Linked DNA regions of Mus musculus: regions 1 and 2 are each linked to region 3. The links are chromatin contacts, found by Hi-C or POLR2A ChIA-PET in ENCODE. All regions are on one chromosome and are shown on one strand. The core of a region is the stretch at or near the end of the contact, and the rest is flanking DNA. Distances in the headings are between cores, read along the strand shown. Region 1 overlaps 2610035D17Rik (RIKEN cDNA 2610035D17 gene). Region 2 overlaps 2610035D17Rik (RIKEN cDNA 2610035D17 gene). Region 3 holds the start of Sox9 (SRY (sex determining region Y)-box 9).

Region 1 (3,395 bases), core at 329-2,828, 360 kb after region 3:
CCTCCCCTCCTCTCAGGTTCTCCTGCTGCACAGAGAGAGAGCTAGGCACCTCCCATATTTCCTGTAGAGTAGAGAAGAGAAGGGAAGGATCCACTGTGAAATATGAGACCCTTCCAGAGATAAATGCAAGGGTAGGCAAACCCAGTGAAGTAGCACAAGAATCTAAGAGTGCTGAAAGAGTCGGGCAGAGGGAGCACTGTGGGTGACTGCCAATCTTTCAAGTCTTCCCTGCCCCTCTCAGAGGATAAGTAGGGTGATTTACTTTCTGGGTTGTAAGCAGAGTGGAGGAGGGTGGGAGAGCTTCTATGCCAGATGATTCTGGAAGCAGCCTGCCCTCACCACCCAGGCCATCCCAGGGCAGATGACAGACGGTATGAGCTGTTGGGAGCTGTGAGGTGTTCAGCTCCTACGCCAGTCTTCTCCAGAAGGGGCTGAATTTGGGTGCCTATGTTCACAGTTTCCTTCGTGTGGACATAGTCCAGATGCCATAAAGGTTAGCCATAGTGTGGGCAGGTGTCATTCACTCAATAGCCCAAGAGCCTGCTGTCAACCAGACATTGGGGACACAATGTGGACTAAACCCAGTCACCTCCCCAGCATAGTGGTGGGGACCGATGTTGACTAAGCAAACATAATAAATATAGAAGTCCAAATTGGGATGCTCTTTCCAACTGTTGGCAATCTGCAGTATAAGGTAGCCAACAAACTCAAGACAGCCATGATGGAGCTGGACCCTGCCAAAGAAACTCTTGATCTGCCCTTGACTCTGGATAAGTTAAGCCTCTTTCTCGGCTACAAAATGGGTCACCAAAGAGACACACATTTCAGGAATTAGCTAACTGAAAAACCTCGATAACAGCTAGCTTGTGTTAGCAGAAGGAACTTCTGGACGTTAAGATGTTAAGTTGTTGAGGCTCAGAATGTCTCTTAGCACAGTCTAGAGACCCCCCACTCATCTCTTCCCCAGCAGCCAGACCTGGGCTTTCCTCATCTCTCAGGAGACTCTGATAGACTTCTTCCAGCTGACTCCAGCCAGAACCTCTGAGCACTGCCATTATTACAGTCCTGGGTCTCTTTAAGCAGCCACTGCCAGCACTGTGGGGGATTCGTGGTGATTCAGCCCTGGCCCAGTGAGCTGGACACACAATCGCTCAGCCAGGATATGGCCATGAGCCCACAAGCCGCTGCGAGGAGACAAAGCTGTTCTTGGGCCTTCTAAAGTTCCCCCTGACCCCTGCTGTGTTCGATGGGCAGGCATATTCTGTCCAGCCTCTATCCCCAAGGTGGACTAAGGCTGGCTTCACTCTCTTGGGGGCTTGAAGGCAAGACAATTGTTCCAGCAGAGAAATCAGACAACTGACAGAAAACAAAAACAAAAAAGAAAAAAGAAAGAAAACCAAGCATGTTTCCATCTCCCTTCACGAAGCTTATCTGTGCGGAGGCCCCGTCTCTGCTCATGTCCTCTTTGGATGGGGAGGAGGGGCAGCAAAGGGGCTTTATCAGACTCATTCAAATGTGCTGCTGGTCCTGGGAGCTCAGGAATACGGCTTTGAGGGCTGCCTGGCCAGTTTCCATCCTGTTTCCAAGCAACCTGACATGCAATCCATCCATCGGAACCTTATCACGGAGTCAGTGAGCCGGAAGGCGCTGAAGAGCTCTCTGCCCGGACTCCCTACACCAAAGCCTGAGGGGAGACTCCTGGAGATTGGAAAAGAAGGTACAGTCTTTGCCCAGGGCTCACAGTGACCCCAAGAATTAGAGAGTAAGACCAGGACTGGTGGTGCAGGCCAAGGGTCCTGGACGCTCAGGACGCTGTAGCACAGAGATCAAAAGATCAAGGTCTCTCTGGGCTGGAGTGAATTCAAGGCCAACCTGGGAACTTAGTGTGACCCTGTCCCAGGGACTGAAAATGGAAACTGGGCAGTAGCTAAGTGAGGAGAGGTTGTCTGGCATATGGTGAGCCCTACATTCAACCCCAGGTAATGGGAGAATGACACAAAAAAACAGGGAGAGAGGGCTGAAGGAGGGAGGGGGAAAGAGAGAGAGAGAGAGAAGGAAGGAGGGAAGAGAAAGAGAGGGAGAGAGGAAGGGGAGAGAGAGAGGAGGGAGAGAGAAGGAGGGGAAGAAGAGAGGAAATGGAGGGAGGGAAGGAAGGAGGGAGGGGACCTAGATTTGAGCAGAGCTGAGGCCAGGTAGCTCACTTCAGGACCCTGCCCACTTATTCGCCTTCTTGTTTCCCGGTGCAGTTCACACAAGGGTCTTGTAAGAATATGCTCTGGGAAGGAAGAGCAAGCATGTTAGATCTCCTTTTGCCTCTCTTGTAGCTATGACCACCCTTAAAATGCACAGGCAAAGATCTAACAGTGTTCCTTCAGTTTCCCCAAAGCAGAAAGCAAAGGGGTCCTTCACCTGTGTCTGTCACCAAGGCTACTTCTCATTTTGCTTGAAACGGCTGCAGTTCAAGACCTGTTGACATCCCATGTGCTGAAGCCCCTGAGCACAGTGCTGGCAGTGGCTGCTTTAAGAGTCCCAGGGTTGTAATAATGGCAGTGATCAGAGGTTTGGGCTGGAGTCAGCTGTGAACTCAGAGTCACAGTGTTCCAAGCCTGCTTCTCAGGAGGACCTTAGACAGAAAAGCCTGCCCTAAAAGTCAAACTGCACTAAACACCAACTGAGGATGGTTATTACTGTATATACACCACACAGCACCAATTCTGACTCGAAAATAAAGTGCACAGCATCCCCTTTTCTGATGAAAACTACACACATCTATACTCACAATGGCACAGAGATGCTATGAAAGAAATGGACAGCGTTTTGTTTTGAGTATGTGACACTTATTTTTTTAAATTTGAGAAAAAAATGAAAGCTCCCTCCTTTAGGATACAAAACGTGAGTTCAAAGAGCCAAGCAAGGCAATAACTGACCTCCTCTGGGTCCTTCCCCAGGAAGATGCTTGACCAAAAGGCCACTGAACACTGGCCAAGAATGGGCGCCACAGCTGGGCAGTGGGCCCCACCCAGAGGGCAGCCCACCCCCTCCCTTTACACCACAAGACACACAGGCCAAGGGCCAATGATCCCCAGGCATGAAACCAAATGAACAAAGAGGTTACACAACTCCGTAATCACATGAGAGCCAAGATGGGACCTGACATCATAAGACCACCAAAGTCTCCCCAGCCTTTAGTGTGAGCTCATAGGATAAATAAACAACCGTGATTAATCAGATTATAAATATATAACAATAAACAGCATAAACATAATAATCAACTTCTCAGAACCATACTTGAGTCCATAAAGTTAGCTTTCTGCCAACATACAAAGGGGCAAGAGGCTCAGGGGGACCTATGAATCCTTTTCTACTTTCTGGAACCCATTGCATGTCACCCAAGA
Region 2 (3,207 bases), core at 43-2,542, 300 kb after region 3:
CACTCCATGGAACTCACTGGCCTCAACCTCCAAGACAAACACAGTCCGCGCACGCCTTCGCCGTCCGCAGGCAGGCCACAGATGTTAATAAACAAGGCTGGGGTTTACGGTCTGCCCACTGGACTCCCCATCCATTTTATACAGGACAAGTTGCAGGGGCTCACTTTCCCCTCCCTCCCCTTAACGTACGGACTCAGTAAACTTTTTGTAAGGCTTGGAAATAAATTTCTAAATTTTGGCCTCCAGATGTGGGTTGGAAATGAAGGTAAACAGCCAGAGTGTGAGCAACTGTGCAGGTCTGTGCTCCGGGAGGCTGAGTCTGCAAAACCAGGACAGAGGGAGACTCGTCAGCCCTTGGCAAGGACATACGAGGAGATAGTTTTCATAAATAGAGTTTGCTATTTAACATGGGAAAAAGTTGCCCTGGAATAATAGCAGATGGGCTGGAGGAGGGGGGTAGCTGAATGTAAGATTCTAGTGTCCACCCTCGGCACCAAAACAAAACAGACACAAAACAAACAAGCAAGCAAGCAAACGAACAAAAACCCCAAACTCAGAAGTACCTAGTGCTCAAATGGGCTAATGTTATAGGAATGAGCGACAGACGTTCTAAGGGAATAATATTAGACTATGTTGTATATTAATAGCTGGATATCTTCCAGATTAATTATTTCCTATTTTTATAAGGATGCTTAACTTGATTTGGGACTTAAACTAGGAAATAAATGTCCTTTTAATGATATATCTAAAAGGAGCAAAATAAGATAAAACAAACAGAAACTTGAATTTAGACATGAATATGCCAATATGTTTTGCCTTCAGGATAGCTCGTAGCCCAAAAGCTCACAGACTATTTTGAAATGTAATTATTTGGAACTAGTTAAATGTTATCCTGACCTGGAAAAAAAATGAAAGAATAAATAAATAAAAATAAAATGTAAAAAAAAAATGCCTAGGGCAGAAATTTAGACACCATTCATAACCAGGTATCTTCTGGCCAGGTAAGTGGCTTTTGACTTGTATACTCCAAAAGATCCTGTCACAGAGCAGAAAGAATTGGAACCAGCCTATCAGGAGCCTATACTTCTGGGTCTATTTATATAGAAAGAAGAGACCGAGAGCTGTTAAGAAAGGAAAGCAAAGAGCCAAGGGAAAACTGATAGTCTATTCTAAACAGGAACCGGTAGCTTTTATTTGATTTAATAGGTCAAAAGATGTGTGGGGCTTCCAAATCCGAAGTCTAGCTTCGCTGTTCAGAACGGGAGGCAGAGGCGCAGGGAAAGTCCGGCAGCTGAGAAAAATATGCAGCGCGTTAGAAGCTGGCATTTCTCGTGATCCCTCCTTAGAAGGAAGGCAGGCAGGGATTGAGAAAGCATGCTTGCACTAGGCATAGCACTGGACTGCTGTGGAACACCTTGTGTCTTCTTGAAGTGTGTTTGCTTGGCAAAGCAATAAAATAACACAAAAGAATTCACAGACCAGGGGTTTCCTGGTTGCAAGTCAGTGAAACCCCAACTAACCTCACGTGATCTTAGGACTGAGTTTCCAGCAAGGGCTGGGCACTAGGGGACAAAAAAAGAGTGGAGCCTTTATCAGTCTTGCTCAGACCGAAGGCCAGATCAGGACTGCTGCCCACGGCAGGGGCTGGGGGGCCGGACTAGGAACTTCAGCTGTGTATGGGGAGAAAATACTTTGTGTTTTAAAGAATAGACTTTTGTATTCTGAATGGAACATCAAGGGGAATGTGAAGGCTATGGGAGGGGGGGAAAAGGCAAAACAAAACAAATCCAAAAAAAATCCACAATATCATCCAGGAAGATTCACAAGAAGATGTCCTTCCAGTCTCTAACCCTACCTTGATAAACAGGGGGTTGTCAGGCACACAGATAACTGGATTACACGGGGTTGTAAGGCACACAGATAACTGGATTACAGGGGGTTGTAAGGCACACAGATAACTGGATTAGCTCATGGCTCTGAGGTTTGTTCTGATGTTTTTTAGAATCAGGTGGTGAGGTATAAGGATTGATTTTAAACTTGACATAAAAATCTGTAAAATGGGGAAATCTGACAGTCTCCAAGCTGTGCACCAGCAAAGCAACTGCCTGTCTGAGGGAGGCCCGGAATTCTCTGGAGAAATGCAGTCTGCCCGTGTCTGAGTGTGAGCCACCTTCACTGGCTTGGGCTGTCTCTCAGACCCTGTGGGCATCTATATTTATAATTCCTATAAAACAGTAGTTCTTGTGTGAATGTGAAATGGACACTGAGCCTTAGCATGGCTTTGCGTCAAAAAGAGGCTCACATATAGAAGAATTAGCGTCCATGATTGACACTCTCAGATTTCCGTGTACACAGCAACAGGACAATGAGTTCTGTGACACTTCATAGTTCCTAACCCCACTACAACTTGATAGATGTGCCTCCGATCTTTGCATTATAGGTGTGAATTATCAACAGCTGGAAGTAGCCTGAGAAAGCATCCAAAGGCACGTCTTGCCCTCTTTATATCACAACTAAGTCATTGTCATGTGAGGGTCACAATAGCCTGTGTTCTAAGGAGGTCTGGAATCTTGGCGAGGTACCTGAAATTGTGTGTGTGTGTGTGTGTGTGTGTGTGTGTGTGTGTGTGTGTGTGTGTGCATGTACAGAAATTGGGTTAGATCTGAGCCAATTTGAGCATCAAATAATGAAGACAGTGATGACAATAAATAATAATAATAATAATAATAAAGTATCAAACAAGAAGGAATTCACCTGAGCATCTCTAAAAATCAACATATAGGTCCAGAGGACAGGTTTTCCGCTGACAGTAAACTCTCAACAGGAAGATGAAAAGAATCACTGGGTTAGCAAAGCACTCGCAGCAACCCTGGTGAAGATCAAACCAGAACACACAACTCATGGACGCTAAATCCAAGAGGAAAGACGGAGACGGAGCATTGCCTGTCAAGTCACAGATGGTTCCTAAGTCTCGAAGGAGAAAGCACACATGTGTTGTATCATGGCAAAACAAGACCACAGCGTACCCAGATGAACCAAATTAGCACCTCTGATCTGATAGATGGAGATAGGAACACCTGCAGAAGTGATAGGCCGATTAGCACACGTCATTCAACAGGAGTTCAGCTAAAAATACACCTCCTCAGCTGGGTGTGGTGGCAGCAGGCAGGAGACTGAGGCAGGAGGGTTGTCATGAGGTCGAGGCCA
Region 3 (3,416 bases), core at 696-3,195:
CTGTCGTTTTCGTTGCCTTTGTGCCAGAATACGTGATAATTACAACAAATTACAACTGGCTGTTTTAATACATCTGACAGTGGCCCCTGGTCTCTTCAAATACCTCCATCCCAGAACATAGAAGTGCGTCTACACGAACAAAACCTGGTCCCCTACTCTGGAAAAAAAAAAAAAGATATATTTTCCTACACGTTGTGAGAATAATCGGAGCTACGAATATATGGCTATTGTTTGTAAATCTCTTAAACTCGTAAACAGGCTACAGGGTAGTAGAGACATGCAATGCTAGGAACATTCGTTTGAAAAGAAACTTCGACTGAACAGAGTTGTAGCTTGCTGCTATCACGAGTTCCTTTCCCCAAATAACAAATGCCCACTTCGGAAGAAAACGAGAGGAAAACGAGCTTTTCAAAAGCATCCCAAAGAAAAGATTCGTTTATGTCTAAGTGTCCACACTTAGCAAATTAGAGGGGAGGAACCTGTCTTTGATATGATACAGGCCGATTCGCTTTATCAATAATTTAGTAAGTTCAAAGCGAAGCTTTGCAAGAATCAGAAAGGGGATGTTTAAATGAAATTGTTTATCTTTTTTTTTTTTTTACACCGTTGTGAGTTTGTTTGTGGTTCCGAGGGCATGTCGCCCGGTGGCAACTAAGATTTTTATTCGTTCCAGAAAAGATAATTCCTCCCTTAGCCAACCTTGCTCTAAGAGTTTGAGTAAACACGCAGCTTCGGCTCCAAGCACTCTTAAAGTGCAACGGACACCTAAGTGGCCTCCCCCAGAACGCCCACCTGTGTGCAGGTCTAAGAGGACGCAACTAAAGTCCAGACGCCTAGAGCTTCGCCCTCTTAGGTATCTGGTAAAAGGAAGGCCCAAGCAAGGGAGCCACAGGGCTCCGCCAAAGTGGCCCGTTTTGTCTGGAGTCTCCAGTCCAAGTCAAGGGCCTTCTCGGCCTCACCGCCCGGCCCTGCCACCTTTGCAAACTTCGCCCTCAACCCCGGAGTAGTTTTGCAAACTCCAGTGGCGAGCCTGACGGTGTTTGTGACTCAGTCAGGAGGCAAGAAGCAGAACTCTAAAGTAATAATCCTGACTACGAGGGGCGTCAGAGTACTGGAGGGGCCGGGAAAGGACTTGTCAGTTCAAGGTCGGCGTGGCCCACGGGACCGGCCGCAAGAGCCGGGGACTGCGCGGTCCCTGCCGCCAGCCTTTGCCTGGTGCTCGGCTTTGGTTTTCATTGATTCCCCACTGCGGGAGCGCAGCAGAAGCTCCAGTCACCACACCAGCTTCGTTGAACCAGAGCGCGTTAATCTATTTATATGGATTATTACAGAGAACAGCGGGCGTTGAGTCACCCAAACATTTGCTTCCAAAAGACCATTTCTAAGCACTTTTTTTGGAAGCCGGCAGACTCCAGGCGCAGAAGCCCAGCTCCGCTTTGACGAGCAGCTGTTGCAATTTCCATTGCTGTAAACGCCAGCGAAGTCCCGGGTACCACGGAGACAGCATCGAAAAGTGGGGGTGGGGGGTTGTGGAGGGTCCTAGTCTAGACACGCTCGCGTGCACGCGCACACACACACACACACACACACATACACACACACACACACACACACACACACACACACACATCGGTTCACACGGAGACCGTTCCAAAACTGTGACATTCCGAGAGTAGAGAGCAAACTTACACACTCGGACGTCCCGGGTCCCCCGCTTGCCCCGCGCCCCCCTCCAAGTCCCCTCACCCCACCATCCACCCTCTGGCTGAGCTCCCCTCCCTTCTCCTCCCCTCCTGTCTCGTCACCCAACCCGGAGCCACAATCCTCCCCAGCCCCCCTTCCAAAATCCGGTCCAATCAGCGACTTGCCAACACTGATGACTCAAGAGCTAGCCGTGATTGGCCCGAGGTATCTAACGTGAAGGAGGAGTATTTATTAGAGACCCTGAGCTGGAAGTCGGAGAGCCGAGAGCGCTGCTCGGAACTGCCTGGAAACTTCTGTGGGAGCGACAACTTTACCAGTTTCAGTCCAGGAACTTTTCTTTGCAAGAGAGACGAGGTGCAAGTGGCCCCGGTTTCGTTCTCTGTTTTCCCTCCCTCCTCCTCCGCTCCGACTCGCCTTCCCCGGGTTTAGAGCCGGCAGCTGAGACCCGCCACCCAGCGCCTCTGCTAAGTGCCCGCCGCCGCAGCCCGGTGACGCGCCAACCTCCCCGGGAGCCGTTCGCTCGGCGTCCGCGTCCGGGCAGCTGAGGGAAGAGGAGCCCCAGCCGCCGCGGCTTCTCGCCTTTCCCGGCCACCCGCCCCCTGCCCCGGGCTCGCGTATGAATCTCCTGGACCCCTTCATGAAGATGACCGACGAGCAGGAGAAGGGCCTGTCTGGCGCCCCCAGCCCCACCATGTCGGAGGACTCGGCTGGTTCGCCCTGTCCCTCGGGCTCCGGCTCGGACACGGAGAACACCCGGCCCCAGGAGAACACCTTCCCCAAGGGCGAGCCGGATCTGAAGAAGGAGAGCGAGGAAGATAAGTTCCCCGTGTGCATCCGCGAGGCGGTCAGCCAGGTGCTGAAGGGCTACGACTGGACGCTGGTGCCCATGCCCGTGCGCGTCAACGGCTCCAGCAAGAACAAGCCACACGTCAAGCGACCCATGAACGCCTTCATGGTGTGGGCGCAGGCTGCGCGCAGGAAGCTGGCAGACCAGTACCCGCATCTGCACAACGCGGAGCTCAGCAAGACTCTGGGCAAGCTCTGGAGGTGAGCGCGCGGGCCGCCAGGGAGGGCTCGGTGGCTAGGGGGGACGCGGGCTGCACTCACCGACCCCGCCCCGCCTCCCTGAGCCGCGGAGTTGTGCATCCTGGGGTCTTTGGTCCAGGATGCAGGGCGGCCGGGGGCGGGGGGAGGGAGTGGCTCAGATTTTGAGAAAGTTCTTGGGATTGCTCTTGGTTATGGCGGGGGGGGGGGGAATGGGGGCGTGAATATGACTGCTTTTAGGAAGGTAGAAAGGAGTGAGGGGGTGTGCCAGCCTGGTCCCTCTGGAAAGGAACAATTAGAGGAAGCAAGCCCACCTTCCTTAGGCCAACTGCGCTCATTCCTGGGGAGATGGAGTGAAGGGAAAGTGTAACTGAGACTAGAGGAGACCCAGGCAAGAATTGGGCAAAGCTACTGAGAACCGGCAGGGGCATGGATCAACAGAGCGAGCTTCTTGCAATTTAAATGGGTTTTCGGAAAGTTTTTACTGCGTGTTGGGAGGGGTGGACCGCTCCGGTAGCAAAGGCGTTTAGAGCAGCCTCAGCAGGGAGCTATTTCCATCTTCAGGGTTTCCAAAATAGGAGGCCAGGGGAGGGGGCGGGGCGAAGAGTGACCGCTCAGGTCGACTCTGAGCACTTTTTTAAAAAGAAAAAGAAAGGAAAAAAAAAGTT

What was found. A loop is a pair of places that touch in the nucleus more often than their neighbours do. ChIA-PET counts read pairs that join two places held with the same protein, here RNA polymerase II (POLR2A).
Region 1: a loop to region 3 is called in a map of left cerebral cortex, with 4 times the contacts of the local background. The contact joins the enhancer-like site here to the promoter of Sox9 in region 3. A Hi-C loop is called at or near these places in 4 of 37 maps with a recorded cell type or tissue (Patski and left cerebral cortex). POLR2A ChIA-PET finds 5 or more read pairs at or near these places in 2 of 5 experiments (Patski and embryonic stem cell).
Region 2: a loop to region 3 is called in a map of left cerebral cortex, with 4 times the contacts of the local background. The contact joins the enhancer-like site here to the promoter of Sox9 in region 3. A Hi-C loop is called at or near these places in 1 of 37 maps with a recorded cell type or tissue (left cerebral cortex). POLR2A ChIA-PET finds 5 or more read pairs at or near these places in 1 of 5 experiments (Patski).

The regions. Positions count from the first base shown.
Region 1 is chr11:113,142,867-113,146,261 of GRCm38, forward strand. The region is part of intron 1 of 2610035D17Rik (RIKEN cDNA 2610035D17 gene); the gene reads right to left. The region is part of intron 1 of LOC115487747 (a long non-coding RNA gene); the gene reads right to left. Among named protein-coding and RNA genes, the nearest start is that of Gm39467, 10 kb to the left of the region's middle. Within about 2 kb of position 1,579, at least 3 of the 3 ENCODE cell types and tissues checked have a DNase peak (open chromatin) inside an H3K27ac peak, as active enhancers do; they include left cerebral cortex, where a contact is called at or near this core.
Region 2 is chr11:113,085,886-113,089,092 of GRCm38, forward strand. The region is part of intron 1 of 2610035D17Rik (RIKEN cDNA 2610035D17 gene); the gene reads right to left. Among named protein-coding and RNA genes, the nearest start is that of Gm39467, 47 kb to the right of the region's middle. Within about 2 kb of position 1,293, at least 1 of the 3 ENCODE cell types and tissues checked has a DNase peak (open chromatin) inside an H3K27ac peak, as active enhancers do; it is left cerebral cortex, where a contact is called at or near this core.
Region 3 is chr11:112,780,265-112,783,680 of GRCm38, forward strand. It overlaps Sox9 (SRY (sex determining region Y)-box 9), which reads left to right and starts at 1,946. Exons shown (of 3, transcript NM_011448.4): 1 at 1,946-2,751. The coding sequence starts at 2,321. RefSeq lists an enhancer at 1-775, a cis regulatory region at 1,552-1,566 and a promoter at 1,768-2,275.